Regions from separate parts of the Homo sapiens genome. Here region 1 is linked to region 2. A link is a loop called in an ENCODE intact Hi-C map of the cell type or tissue named here. Cell type or tissue: heart right ventricle. All regions are shown on one strand.

The links. Peaks named below come from ENCODE experiments on the same cell type or tissue, not always from the same donor. Only the 100,000 strongest peaks of a DNase experiment are listed, where the experiment ranks them.
Region 1: it touches region 2 in a loop (7-fold over the local background); 25 of 110 quality-filtered maps call a loop at or near these places.

The regions. Positions count from the first base shown.
Region 1 is chr2:153,514,893-153,522,892 of GRCh38, reverse strand. It overlaps a transcript of GALNT13 not described here. Among named protein-coding and RNA genes, the nearest start is that of RPRM, 40 kb to the right of the region's middle. In heart right ventricle, a CTCF peak has its summit at 3,413 (motif pointing right); a DNase peak (open chromatin) is centred at 3,416.
Region 2 is chr2:152,033,080-152,041,079 of GRCh38, reverse strand. The region is part of intron 2 of CACNB4 (calcium voltage-gated channel auxiliary subunit beta 4); the gene reads left to right. Among named protein-coding and RNA genes, the nearest start is that of CACNB4, 62 kb to the left of the region's middle. RefSeq lists an enhancer at 6,175-6,750. In heart right ventricle, a CTCF peak has its summit at 4,038 (motif pointing left); DNase peaks (open chromatin) are centred at 2,249, 3,149 and 4,019; H3K27ac peaks cover 2,169 bases.

The sequences.
Region 1 (8,000 bases), 1.5 Mb before region 2:
ATCCATGAAAGAAGGAATTGATAAATTGGACTTCATTAAAACTACAAACTTTTGTTCTGCAAAAGACACTATGAAGAGAATCAAAAAGCCACAGATTGGGAGAAAATATTTGGAAAAGACATATCTATTAAAGCACCGTTATCCAAAATACACAAAGAACTCTTAAAATTCAAAAATAAGAAAACATCCAATTAAAAAGGGGGCCAAATATCTCAATAGGCACCACACGAAAGAAGATGTACACATGGAAAATAAGTACCTGAAAAGATGCTCCACATATGTCTTCAGGGAAATGCAAATTTAAAACAACAAGATACCACTATACTCCTTTTAGGATGGTCAAAATCCAGAATGAAAACACCACCACCAACAGAAACAACAGGAACTCTCATTCAGTGCAGGTAAGAATGCAAATAGTAAAGCTACTTTGGAAGACAGTACACTGGTTTCTTACAAAACTAAACTTACTCTTAGCATATGAGTAAGTTTAGTTTTGTGCCTCACTTCTCACACTCTCACTTATTGTGCCACTCTCTCTCTCTCTTTATTTTTTTCTCCTTGAGACAGAGCCTCACTCTGTCGCCCAGGCTGGAGTGCAATGGCGCGATCTGGGCTCACTGCGACCTCCACCTCCCAGGTTCAAACGATTCTCCCACCTCAGCCTCCTGAGTAGCTGGGCTACAGGCACGTGCCACCACACCTGACTAATTTTTTGTATTTTTAGTAGAGACAGGCTTTCACCATGTTGGCCAGGCTGGTCTCAAACTCCTGAGCTAGCGATCTGCCCACCACGGCCTCCCAAAGAGCTGGGATTACAGGCATGATGTGCTCCTCTTTTATTTAGCTAGTGAAGCTGAAAATTTATATTCATACAAAAAAATGCATACAGATGTTTATAGGAGTTTAGTTCATAATTTCCAAAATTTTGAAGCAACTAAGATATCATTCAGTTGGCAAATGGTCAAACTGTGGTACACCCAGACAATGGAATATTATTCAGCACTAAAAAGAAATGAGCTGAGCTGTCAAGCCATGAAAAGACACAGAGGACCATAAAATGCATATTACTAAGGGAAAGAGATCAATTTGAAAAGGCTACATACTATATAATTCCAACTATATGACATTCTAGGAAAGGTAAAACTATGGAGACCAAAAAAGATCAGCGATTGCCAGGAGTAGAGGGAGAGAGGAACAAATAGGCAGAATACGGATGATTTTGAGGGCCATGAAAATACTCTGTATGATACTATAGTAGTGGGTACATGTCATTATGCCTTTGTCAAAATCCACAGGATGGTACAACACCAAGAATGTAGCCTGATGTAAACTATGGACTTTGGGTGATAATGATGTGTCATTGTGGGTTCGTCAATTATAACATGTACCACTCTGGTACGGGATGTTGATAATGAGAAAGGCTGTGCATGTGTAGACGGAAGGGATATATGAGATATCTCTGTACTTCCCTCTTAATTTTGCCCTGAACCTAAAACTACTCAAAAATAGTCTTTTAAAAATTTGATGTAGTTTATGTTTTTGGACAATAAGAACTTAGGCAAGCAACTTAAAACTTTATGGTAAAGCTTTTCCATTAGGAAAAAAAAAAACCTAATGGTATTTATCATCCACTACCATAGTGGTCCTGTGTAAATTAATTAGAATGAAAACACTAATGAAAAATTAGAATGAGTTAAAAGAATGTTTGGAGCTCTTCAGAAGAAGGACTATGCTTTAAAACATCTGTAACATAGAACAAATATAACTTACAAGGATACTTTATATGGCGCTTTCAGGTGTACTTCCTAAACATCACTGTCTTCCTTTAAAGTAAAATAATAACATGTTTTAAAAGTATAAAATAGGGTTAAAATTAAATCTGTCATGCACCAAAAGGAATTTTGGGAGCTATAGGGAATGTATAAACATTCACTAATAAAATGTGCAATTTAAAAGAAATCTCTATTCAATTATCTCCATGAGCTCATATTCATCAACAAAATAACCTATTTATGATTTACATATCTCATGGTCTCTTCTGTTCATGTACTTTTGTCTACGGAAAGGAAATTATTCAGATTTGATTATTATATTCTAATAATTTATGAAGATAATAATGTACCACTAAAAGGGTTCTAAAATCACTTTGGGAATAATCAAAATAGAAGAGAAAATGTCTTTGAAATAAATTATAAGAGAAATGAAAAGCAGTAGGGCAGTCAATAGCAGGAAAATGTTAGGTGCCAATGCGCCAACCTCTCAGCATTTACTTTTATTTTTCGAGCATTAAGATAAAACTCTTCCATGGGAACCTCTGATGAGTTCTCCTTTTCTGACCAGAAAATAAAGAAATAAAGAAATGAAGCATTCCTGAGGTCAGACTGAGTTCTGATTTCTTCAGATTGCATTTTTGAATAAATCTTTAGATTCTCAATGAAGCCAACAATTCATAAAATTTTGAAAGCCCAAACTAAGCTTGAAAAGATATCTGTGTTCTTTGGTCACCAGAAAATTTTGAAGAATTATGAACCTCAAATGATGCCCTGAGATCACAAAATTTAGCTGCTAACCTTCCCAACCAATTAGGATCTACACTAGCCTGAATTGCTTAGTGTTTGTATTATTTTTATGACCTCTGGAGAAACAGATGCAACAATTATCCATTCCTTAAGGTACCTTACTGCCTGAAATAAAAATTATATGTGCAAAGATCATTAAAATAAATAACTCAAATATGTTGTTAAATATTATTTTTAAATGAGTAAATTTTTTTTCTAGTAAGACAGGAAGATGTCTGGCTCATATTAACATCATCATATGTTTAATAGTTTAATTTAGCATCTGGTGCCTTTGCTGCCAGCCCTACAGGGAGAGAGATTAAAGATGGACCACATCTGCAGTTAGTAATAGCCAATCAAAGCAGTCAGACTCTAAGAAAACGAAGATCTTCAGGCCACATTATATGCTGCTGGGTTGCTAGCCATAATTTGTGACATGTCCAGAACACTCCAGATATTCTGGATTTACCTAAGAAATAATACTAAACTTGAAGTGCTAAAACAAACCCAAAGGAATAAAATGTAATGGATTCCAATGGTGCCTTGTCACTCCATTTTTGTGACTCCTCTAACTTTAGCTTCTTACAGGGGGATTCTATTTGTAATACAAAATAGGAGAAAAAATAAGGTTGAGAATTTTTAATCACAAGAAATATTTCCCATTGAAGCCTATTGCTCTATCTTTTATAGCAAAAGTGAGCTAGCAACAGAATGGCTTGATTTGTCAACTGATTGAAGAAGAAACTTTATCTAAATAAACCCTACATTTATAGATGACATACAAGCAAAAAGCCCATGAAAGGGCAACAAAATCATAAAACAGTTAAAAAGAAAAAAAAGACAATGCTTCTGACCAGCAGGTGGCGCTGCAATCCATCATTGTTAGCCAATTGGAAATCTAAGAATACTTGTACTATCCTGTTGACTGTAATTTCCTATTTAGACTCTTCCTGATCCTTTTAACTTGGTGTGTTATGGCATGCTGTGCCCAGTTGTTTTCATTTCAGCACAGAACTCAAAGGAAATTGTTAGACCTGCAGGATTGATAGATTAACTCTGCTAACAATATCAACAATCAAAATTTGTAATAAACATTATCAACCCTGTGAATTATTAAATCAAGCCGTTTAAATGGAAAATATCGATTTTACAGTTTATCAACAGAATCCTGTTTGGACGTGTGAAATAGCAGCAATTTGTAGTAAAGTTAAGCTAAAGGGGTTTCTAAAAGTCCTAGGAGCCTTGGACACAATAGACTTACCCATTAACTTCTTAGTCTATGGCTTAGCAACAATTTAACATATATAGAATGACATAATTAGCAGAAATTTAAAGAATATAGTAAGTCATTTGTTCCAAGGATGGAAATGATCTGGCTAGCATATGTCTTATGCACCCTTTTGTGCCCAAGTCAGAAATCACAGTACCCAATTACAGTACTGTATTGTGCTGAGTCAATGCAAGGCTCTTAGCCTTTTCAGTAGAGCTCTCAATTCATATGAAACCCATTTTCCATCTCTGGGACTGATAAGAAAAGGCTCAGAGAAGTTAATTATTGTTCTAGGAACCCACTAAACATTTATAGAACCAGATACCAGATATTTCACCATCTAATAGATATTTATAGTTATTCTAGTTCAGTAACTTCTAGTTTTAGTTATTGAACTCAAATAACAATTTTATAATTTAAAATAATAATCTTTCTCCAATACTAAGAACTCATACAAACCCTTTACTTTATAAATTTAGCAGTACCTAGAATACAAAGAGGTTTAAAATATACTTGCCTAGTCACATAAAGTCAGTAACAGACATGATTCAAGCCCATGTCTTGTGACTTTGTTTTCTTAGTATATTTTGGATTTCTACTTCAGAAACAGGATTTTTCTTCTGTTTGTTTCTCCACTTATTCATTCTCATTTTTATAAAATCTTTATAGTCTCCATACGCATTTCAGAAACCATGTCAGGTATCAAGTATCCTGGATGAACAAATATACATGGTCCTTCCCATCAAAGAGCATGCAGTACAGCACTAAACAAGGAGACAGATTGTGTGTGACTTTCATTATGATAAGGGCTACGAAGAAAGAACTATGAGAAAAACAATAGAAGAACATATTTGGATTGGTCAGATAACATGTCTGAAGTCATTGGAAGAACACTGAAAAAATAAGAACCTACCAAAGGAAGGGCCAGGGTGTGTGTATTGGACAGGGGTCTGGAGTTGAGGGCAGTATATCCAGGAAGAAGAAAATGTGTGACTGTCCTGAGCTACCATGTTTTCTCAGCACCATAAAGATGATACTCATTTCTGGCACGAATCATTTTTTAAATCATGTTGTGTCCTGCTCAGTGCATCATATCAAGTGTTTCATGCTATTGATATGTCTTCTTATTGGGGATGTTTACCTTGGTCACTTCAGTCACTGTGTATTTGGTTATTCCACTGCAAATTTACTATTTTCTTCTCTGTAGTTGATGAGCATCCTAGGGGAGATACCTTGAAACTATATACATCCTCTTTCTCTTCAAACTTTTGCCAACTGATTTTAGCACACATTGGTGGATATTTATCTACAATATGTGTTACTATGATGTCTGCCTAATGGTGATTCTCTATTTCCCTTTTCCTTCTACATTAATGGAAATTCTACTGTGAGGAAGAGCTATCTGTAGCTCCCATTTACTTATTCAATTATTCATTTATAGTAGTAAGGACTCATGGAAATTTGCTTGATTCCATGGGTAAAATTCAATACTATCAATATTTTCTGACTCGAATTGTTCCAGTGTTGGCCATTAGTTCCTTCAGGTTTGTCTCTTGTGTTTCTCTGACAAACCTCTCTCTTCTGAACATTTCTCTGCTTTCTGGCACCATAAAGGGTTTCAAACCTCATACTATATTTTCTTGTCCCAGCGCTGAAGTCAATCACTTCTCCTAGAAGCTCTGGTTCCTTTTATCGAGTAAGAAAAGTAATTCTTAACTCAGAGCACGTATTAGTTTCACCCCCTGGGCTTTTGAAAACACTCAGGGTCTATTGAATCTGAATTCCTGAAGAAGCCACTGAATATTTTAAAAGCCATAGAGGTAAGCATATACAGTTTCATGGTTGAGACCTACTGTTCTAAAAGGCAGGGAGAGTATATGTACTATTTTTTATGACATGATAAAAATGAAGGTGGGAATGTCCATAGACTAACCCACCTACTACCACTAGTCCCTTGCAATAGCAAACCCCACAGATTTTCTTTCCCAGACTCTGAGCCTCTCACCTGGAACCAAATTCTGAGCAGAGAAGACTGGCCATAGTGGGACACACATACTAAGAACTCAGAGGAAAAAATAGTTACTAATTAAAAAATAAAGAGTGGAGAAGGAGGTGGAAGGTAAGGAAAAACTAAACCCTACAAGAGAGTAAGTTATTTGTGGGGAGGATAAGAGAGCACTTGAATACTGTGTAAAGAGAAGTGGGAAGGAGTAAAGGAAGTATAAAAGCATATCTTTTGGCCCTGAACCTGATCTTTTTTGATATCCTATAGATCTGAGTTTTTAAAAATGGAATTCATGCTTAATTATTTCAATTATTTAACTATTTGTCAAACAAAAATGGGACTCAGCACATGATGCTACTACAATTTCCTAGGGAGAATTTTCCCTTTCTCCCTCTATAAAATTGCCATTTCACATCCTCTCTCACTTCAATTATTCTCTATCCTCCCATCCTCCATCACATGCCCTTTTTCTCATATTTCATTAAGGAAACAGAAGAAACCAGACAGGAAATTCCCTCTCTTCCTACCACCTAACTTGTAATCTCCCCAAAACTCTATTTCTACTTCTCTTTTTAACCTATTACTATAAATGACATTTCTTTATTCCTATCAAAATCTAACACATCCTCTCCCATTCCTAGCTGTTGCAAAGTCTCCTAACTCCTAATTGGTCAGTTCCCTGCCTTCAAACTCTCCACCTCCTTAATCAATCCTGCCAAATTAATCATCCAGTAAGATAATTCGCTCATTCATTCTACAGGTGTTTGTTTACTGAGGACTTTGGCACTATCAGGCACTGAGAATCCATACTCCAAAAAGGATATTAGCTATATTAAACAGTTCAGGCCTACTTTTGAAGACATATTGATAAATAAATAATTAAAATACTGTGCAATAAGTACAATAATGGTAGATCAAAGTGGCATAGAATAATGAGAACTTTGCCCTCAACTACTCTAATCCAAGTCATATCATTTATTTGAATTAAATGCAACAGTTTCATAACTGGTCTTTGTCTTACAGTTGCCCCTACGGTTCTTCTTGTATGCAATAGGCAGAATGATTTCTCAAAAATAAATTTAAACATTCAGTTGCTGTCATGGCCCTTTGGTAAGATATTATCACGTCTAACAGCAGCCATAGTGGAGCTGGCACCTAATCTATCCAGCCTCTTGCCACTCTTCCAACATATATTCCAGCCAAAGAGAATCCTTTAATTCCTCACATACTTTTTTTTTCACCTTAGTGTCTTTCAACATATAACATTCTCTTAGCAGGGAACACCTTCTGGATCATTTTTTCTGCATAACTTAACCCATGAGAGGTTATTTAGTACAGGAAGCCTTCCCTACTTCCCGTAAACTGCACTGGGTACCACCACTAAGTGGTCCCATAGGATCATATACTTAATCGTCTAGCTATTAAATTTATTATAACTGCATGTCAATCGCCAAGCTGTCTTTCTCAGTAGAAGTTTTAAGAAGGCACGGGCTACCTTGCTCACCGATGCTGCCTTAGTTTATTTCTCAGGATTTGGTACATGGTTGTTGCTTGGCAAATATTTGTCTCCTGAATAAATGATCAAGATTGTTCAGTGCTTGCTGATGGTGGGAGAATGGGTAAACATATTCTAGGAATTTCGCAGATAAAGCCAGAAGGTTTTCAGAGCAAAGGGACTTGAAAGTGCAAAGCACAGAAGCTTGAAATAACAGCATGTGTTCAATGAGCGGCAAAGGACTATTTGCTGCAGGAGCAGAGGGAGCTACGGCAGAGAGGTGGGGTCATCGGGCTGGGAAAAAGAGGGACCAGATCAGGGTTATGGTTTCTATGACCTATCAAGTGATTTACACTTTAGGATGTATCTTAAAGAAAGTCACTGAAGGGTTTAAACCCCTCTAATACTGCCAGTGGAGAAAAGACAGTGAACCAATTTGGGCTACAATATCCCTCCCTCCCCCAACATCCAAACCTGGAGATGGACCAGAAAAACAGAAAGGTTAATGGATCTTAGGGTGATTCTCAGCATCTTCCCAACCAAAACACTTAAAAACCCTTAGGGGTCTTGGGTGGGAAGCAATAAACATCTTCTGGATTTCCTGGAGAAGGACAGAGGAAACAGGATGGGGAGGAGTGGGTGGGCAGAGGGAGAACATTCTGTCTGTATGCT
Region 2 (8,000 bases):
TTTCTCCCATGGAGTGTGGGGAGTCTGCTCCCAAAGGGCCCAAAAGGCTGAGGTCAGGCGATGCAGTCGTGGCTGTTTTGCCATGGTCTTTGAGGGCTTTGCCAAGATGACCAACATGGGGATTTGATCAAAATGCAATTTTGTTTATGTGGACATTTTCTCACTAGGAAATTGTCTTGAAAATACCAATTTGTTTCACAGAAAATATCAGCCAGGGGTTAATCACCATCATTTGGCACCGGCAGCATATGCATTTAGATGTGAACAAAGGACTACATTGTTAGATGAGTTGTAAAGGTTTTGCTAATCTTGAAAACTTCTTTTTAAATTTAATTAGCTGGCTGGAAACGGTGGCTCACGCCTGTAATCCTAGCACTTTGGGAGGCCGAGGCGAGTGTATCACCTGAGGTCAGGAGTTCAAACCAGCCTGGTCAACATGGTGAAACCTCGTCTCTACTAAAAATACAAAAATTAGCTGGGCATGGTGGTGTGCGCCTGTAATTCCAGTTACTCAGGAAGCTGAGGCAGTAGAATCACTTGAACCCAGGGGGCGGAGGTTGCAGTGAGCCGAGAATGTGCCACTGCACTCCAGCCTGGGTGACAGAGCAAGACTGTGTCTCAAAAAAATAAATGAATAAATAAAATAAAATAATACAAATAGATAAATAAAATTAATTAGCTGAAGAAAGTATCAGTGAAATGTGAGGGCATGAATAGACATGGCATTATATGCTTTGGTTCAATTATTATCTGAGCCAGATTTAATGATAGATATTTATAAATTTAAAGATTCTAGATGTCATTGAATTCTTTATAAAATGTAGGAGTTAAATACTGTGAGATAGGAGAATCATGAGCCTTCAGATTCAGCAGATGTATAAAATTCTACTTTTTAACTAGTATATGGGTTAGACCTCTTGGTATTTTTGATACTTAAAAAAACTCCCAGCTAATTTATTCAGAATAGCCCATAAATGAGACATTCCCATTTAGCCGCAATGAAAACTGGGGGCCATCACTTATCAGCCAGTACAATTTTTGTAGAAATAGAAGGTGGAATTAAAATTCTTATTCTTTTTGGATATAAAGTATACTCATTGCCTTAAGACCATTAAGTGACTTTAATCTTTGTCAACAAATTATGTCTTCGGTGTACACAAGAATCATATTGCCATAAACTTCTTCTTTTTTTCTGCATTCTCTATTTTAAATTCTTTTGAAAAATAGATGTTATTTTCCATATGGTCTGCTTCAGTGCTTACTTCATGCCTTCGACTATGTTTCTGAGGACTTACGTAGTTTTCCCTGAGCTTCGCTCTACTTTTCCAGGGTTGGAAGGAATACCTGCATTTCTGTGATCAGTGCTTGGTCCCACCCTACTCCCTTGCCTTGCCTGCCTGCCATGCACAGAGTGATCACTCATGTTTTATCAGATGTTTTCATTAAGACATAGAGCATATAACAAGGCTCTTATCCTCATAGAACAAATAATGTAGTTGGAAATGTAAGATAAAACCTATATGAAAACAAGAATATTCTAGGGCTCCATATGCTGCTTGGCAAGTGAACAGAGTAGGAGAAGTGTAGGCTTCCTCCAAAAGACTGGTCAGGGGAAGGTTTGGGTTCAGCATTGAGGGAATAGTAAGATTCTTTTTTTTTTTTTTGAGACAGAGTCTTGCTCTGTCGCCCAGGCTGGAGTGCAGTGTCGAGATCTCAGCTCACTGCAACCTCCGCCTCCCGGGTTCAAGCAGTTCTCTGCCTCAGCCTCCCGAGTAGCTAGGATTACAGGCACCCACCACCACACCTGGCTAATTTTTGTATTTTTAGTAGAGATGGGGTTTCACCATCTTGGCCAGTCTGGTCTTGAACTCCTGACCTCGTGATCCATCGGCCTCGGCCTCCCAGAGTGCTGGGATTACAGGTGTGAGCCACCGCGCTCGGCCCAATAATAAGATTCTTAAGTAGAGACCTCAGAAAACTATGTTTCTTGCTTTTTTTTAAATACAAGGAAATGTTTGCTTATACAGCTAAACCATTTTCTTTAAATGCTGTTTAATTATCCCTATATTAACTAAGCAAGCAATGACCTCAGTTCTGAATTACTGTATTATCTTTCCTCTATATCCGTCCAGAGCTCTAGCCAATGGGCCAGCAGGGAACATGAGGAAGTGTCACACCCTCTTGGGGTGGGGACATACAGGGCTGGGAAGAGAGGGGGAGATTTCCTGTCCAGAGTGTCCTGGGCTGGGAGGTGGAAGGCCTGAGGGAACTGTCCCTCTCCACCACTAACGTGTCCTAGCACCAGTCAGGGCCTCTGTCCCCATCTGTGTGGCCACAGCTGGTCACCCTCCTCCCAATCTCACATGCCATGAGTCTTTGAAAATGGCTGAGTTTGCAGCCTGTCCTGCTTTTATTGCCATGTCTTTTGTGGAAAGAGGAAAAGGAAGTCTCAGCCTCTGCTGTTAATGAGCTGTTATACGAGCCAGCAGGCTGCAGCAGAGTAGTGGGCCTTTCCTCTTCTGTGCCTCCAGCTGCTCACGCACACCTATCCTCTTCCATCTCCCAGCCAGACTCGGTGCTGAGGTAGAAGCCTGTGTCCCAGGTGCTCATCATCTCTGCTGAACACATTCATTATCTGCAATCAAGCTGCATTCCAGCTTCTTGCCAAACCCTTGTCTGTCAGTAGAAGCTGCATTGGGGATATACAGTCTGAATTTGGCTCATTAGGCCAAAGGCAAGCAGCAGAACTTGGAAAAGGCCGGGGAGGGCTGTTGCGTGGTTCTCAGCAACTTGTGCACACTCTGGTGTGAGAGTTACCAAACCCCAGAATTACAAGCTCACCAACCCCTTACTTTACAAGACTTTTTGTTCTGCATTCCCATTGCAGGCCAGCATCCTTGATGCTTTGAAGAATTTAGGAACTTTGCCATTGGCAGGATTTATGAAAGCTACCCCCACCTCCTGCCTCCAAATACAGCATGGTAGATCCCAGTAGGTTCCTGACATGCATTTCTTTGGGGGCCCTCTGATCCTCCCCAGTTTTCCTGGCCAGATGAATGCTGAAGATTCCCTGGGCCCTGCGTTTTGTCACGGCCTCCTTGGGGGTGGTTCCCTTCTGCATCCAGCTGTTGCAGCCTGGCTCTGTGTTCACTGCAGGCTGGGGCCCGGCCAGCTCCCTGCTGTAGCAGTTGGTGAGCAGCTCCAAGGATGAGGGGGGAGCAGCAGTGCTGCAGGCCTGCTGAGGTCTTGGCTCACGGTGGCTCCCCTGGCTGACTTTTGACCAAATGGGAGAAGAAAAATCTTCCCTCCTCCCTTTAGGTCTCAGAGGGAGGCCATGTCTCCCTAGAGCATTTCTTTCTCTCCCTCCCATCCTTAGGAAAAGAAGAGTGTCATCCTAAATGCTGTGCCTTCACCTGAGAGGGGATATGTGCTTTTGGTCTAAGCAAGAAGAATGAGAAAAATTTAGGCTCACTGGGAGTCAGAAGGTCACATTATTCAGTTGTTCATGGAATACTTCAAAATGTGTGAGCATTTATTTCTTGCCTCTCTTTTGGCTTTGAAATACCTTAAAACAAGTCAGATACGTAAGCATTTGCAGAAGCAGGGTGTAAGTAGATTTAAGAACGGCACGATTCCTCTGTAATGTCCACAGACATATTTCTTTAGCAAAGATTGACATTTGGGCCAAAGCAGGATTTATTTATTCTTGCAATCACTCAGTTTGTAAATTGACGGGATATAGATTGCCACAGAAGCACTTCCCTGATTCATATTCAAAGGAGAGTCTTGTTATATTATTAGGTATAGCAAGTGTGTTATTGTTAATATCCACCTTTGAGTACTTGTTCAAAGGAGATAAGCAGGATATTATATTATTTCTAACCAAACCAAGCTTCTCAGACATCACTCATTGAGAAGGTAACAAAACAGAAGCCCAGGGAAGAATACCCTACATAAGTGCTTGGGAACCTATGCCCCCGCAAGAATCAACTGGCCTGAGCCGCAAGTGTGGAAATGGTCTACATGCGCCATCTTGTGGCTAAGGCCATCAAGAACGTTTGGAGATAGAAACACCCAAATAAGAGTTCTGCTCAGGTTCACTGCCTTTTTGAAGCTGAAGTTCATGATAGCTGCTTTCTAGCATCTAGTGCACTTCCTGGGATTCTCAATTAATATTTGTCAGGTGAAACTCTTCGAAGGAATCTCATGTCATGGCAGAGTATACTTGTTCTATGTTACACTAGAAGGCATAGCCAAGACTGACATGTCCTCCAGCCATGGTCCAAGGCCGTTGTGTCCAAAATAAGACAGAATACTCTAAACATGGTCTGAGTAGCCTAAAGTAACCCAGAAATATTACTTCCAAGACTCTGGAAAGTCTGCTTCTAGAGGTCGACATCCTCACTGAAATCTGCCTTTCACCACACTTAACACTTTAAAAAAAATTAATGTGGTAAAAAACATGTAACATAAAATTTACTGGCCAGGCACAGTGGTTCATGCCTATAATTCCAGCACTTTGGAAGTCTAGGAGAGCAGATCACCTAAGGTCAGGAGTTCGAGACCAGCCTGGCCAACATGGTGAAATCCTGTCTCTACTTAAAGTACAAAAATTAGCCAGGCATGGTGGCGCGCGCCTGTAATCCCAGCTACTTGGGAGGCGGAGGCAAGAGCATTGCTTGAACCTGGAAAGCAGAGGTTGCAGTGAGCCAAGATTCTGCCACTGCCCTCCTGCCTGGGAGACAGAGCAAGACTCTCAAAACAAAACAAAACATAAAATTTAGCATTTTAACCATTTTTAAGTGTACAGTACAGCAGTGTTAACTATATGCAGTCCATTATGCAACAGATCCCTAGAACTTTTTCATCTTGCAAAACTGAAATTCTATATCCATTGAACAACAACTACCTGTTACCACCTCCTCCCGGTGCTTGGCAACCACATTATATTTTCTACTTCTAAGAGTTTTACTGCTTTGGATACCCCATATAAGTGGAATCATGCAGTATCTTTTTTGTGACTGGCTTATTTCACTTAACGTCTTCAAGTTTCATCCACGTTACATATGGCAGGATTTCCTCCTTTTTTAAGGCTGAATAATATTGTCTGCATACGCCACATTTTGTTTATCCATTCATGCATAGATGGACATTTAGGTTGCTTCCACATCTTGGCTATTGTGAATAATGCTGCGGTGAACACAGTGTGCACATTTAACAGTTTTATTCTCAATGATATGATGGAGTTTAAAAATCTTATGGAGAATTTAATTTATTCTTGAAGTTTTAAACTCAAATGCTTGAGGGGTAAAAGCTTGAGAAGTGTCTGTTGGTTAATCTGAGCTATTCTTGCGGTTTGTCTAACAAGGACAATCTTAATCCATATCAGGTGCATCTTAATACATACATACATATATATATATATATAGAGAGAGAGAGAGAGAGAGAGGGAGAGGGAGGGAGAGAGAGAGAGAGAAAGAGAGAGAGAGAGGGAGAGAGAGAGAGAGAGAAAGAGAGAGAGAGACGGAGTTTCGCTCTGTTGCCCAGGCTGGAGTGCAATGGCACGATCTCAGCTCACCGCAACCTCCGCCTCCCGGGTTCAAGCGATTCTCCTGCCTCAGTCTCCTGAGTAGTTGGGATTACAGGCATGTGCCACCATGTCTGGCTAATTTTGTATTTTTAGTAGAGATGGGGTTTCTCCATGTTGGCCAAGTTGGTCTTGAACTCCCGACCTCAGGTGTACTGCCTGCCTTGGCCTCCCAAAGTGCTGGGATTACAGGCATGAGCCACTGCTCCCGGCCTGCGAATATATTTTTTAAAGTTGCCTTGAATCATTTTTGGAGCAAGACAGTGAATAAATATACAAAAGAAAATCATCCGTTTAAGAAAGTGCTTGCTTTCTGTGAAGCATCTGGCTATTGCTTGTAACATGGTGGAGTTGATGTCAGACATTATGTCTCTCACTGAACGTCACTTTCCTTCTCCTGCCCGGAGGTTTGGGATTTTGAAGGGCATTGGATTATAAAGTGCACTTGCCAATTTGTGATTAGGTCTGGAAATGGGGAATTTGTTCATTTAACAGCAGGTGCCACTTGATCAACCACTGCCAATACTTTTGCCGCGGACTTCCCAGGACTCCAGCTGCACTCACGATTCCTTTGGTCAACTGTTCTGCCTCAAGCCTGCTGTAGATGCCACTGAGAATAGAAAGTTGAAACCAGTTGATCCCAGTGAAGCAGCACCACACAGTACTTATTAGAGACTAAGAAGCCAGGGAACACTTTTCCTCATAATTTTTTTTCCTTACCCCAGGGGTTAGTGTGTTTAAAAGAGCACTGTGGGGGTGCTGTTGTAGAAAGCAGCAACTCTGTATCGGATGCCATCCCCTGGTGTTTTAAAGGCAGGATTACAAACATCTAGAGAGGAAAACAAAAAACAAAAACAAAACCCACATTCTCTAATTCATATACAGATCGTTAAGTGAGAATGGAATTTATGCGATGCTTTTCATGATGGGGGATTTTCTGCAAGGGAAGCCGCTTGCCCATTTTGTGGTAACGGCTTGAAATAAAGGAGAGGCCGGAGCAGGCAGCAAGGTTAGCTTGCTCTTGCAGGATAAGCGTTGTCCTTGCTCTCAGTTCCCCTGCTGTGTGGCCTGGTCCCTTCCTTGTTATCACCCTTCACCAGAGCCCTGTGTGAGGGCCCTAATGGAGACTTCAAGAGCTTTTAGTTCACTAGGTACTGCCACCTGCATCCACTCTCTGCTTTTCCTTCCCCTGCAGGTCTCATGTGTCCAGCATAGAAGTATTTTTAAGACCTACTTTGCAAGACGTGACTTCTGTTGGGATTTTAATTTGAAATGAAATTTAAATGTACCAACCCTGGGCATTCCGATCATTTAATAGACCTGTTGGGAGACAAGTAATGAGGAGAAAGCCACTCCGAGTCCATCTTGCTCTTAAGCCTGACAGGTTTTATTTGGAAGTGCTGCCTGTTAGTGAGGGAGAAATGCTCATTTCTTTTTTTTCCTGTGTAAGGAACTGTTGAACTTAATTTTCCCCCCCAGGTGTTAGGAGACAGGAATTAAAAATAGTATGTGACCCAGACACACCAAGCAATACAAAGTTCTTGCTTCTATTATGTTGCTAACTACCTGCATCTTGTTAATAAGGAAGGGAAATGTCTGTTACCTACAAACTGAAGGAGTGAATGATTTGATTGAGGGAAATCTGAAATACCACGAGAATTAGAGAAGTCCTCACAAAAGGGCAAAAGCTTACATTTTTCATTTTTCTCTTTATTTCATGTGACTTTGGCCTTAAAGTCCTCCTTCCCACTTTCTCACACCCCCACTAGCTGAATGTTGTGTCAGATTATTTAGAACTTTCTAAATAGGGGAGAAAATTTTTTTTCCCCAAGTTTGGCTCCTACGTCCTTTGAGACTATACCGTCTGTGCAGGAGAATTTATAAAAAGATGGGAGGTTTGGGTGCCGGTTTCCTTTTTGGAAATGGTATTTACCCAGATCACAGTGAATCTGCCTCTCGCCTTAAATGGCAGAGGATGATAGGGTAGGATCTTCACGTGCTAGAAAGGCAGCTGGAAGCCATGTGGAGACCTCAGGAGACCTGAACTACAAGGGTATCTAAGCAACTGTGGCTGCTGGAGTTGAAGGAGGGAGTCTGAAGTTGCTCTTCTAGGATGCTGGTCGCATCCCCTCAGTCCCCTCCCTGTTGTTTTCAGTCACTTCAGAGAGGTGGTGGCAGCCCGTCTACACCACCAAGCGGGGATTTAATGGAAGCATTTCATTTGCTTCAGCAAGTCAAAAGCTGCCCTTTTGTAAAAACGTGTAAGCATGCCTCTTCATCCTCATTCCCCCACCCCGCTTCTCCTCATTCATTATTTAACCAGCCGCCTGGGTCTTCTTTCTGCTCTCAAGCATGCCAGTCCCTTCCCCACCTGGGGACCTTGGCCCTGTCTGTTCCTCTTGTTTGGCATGCT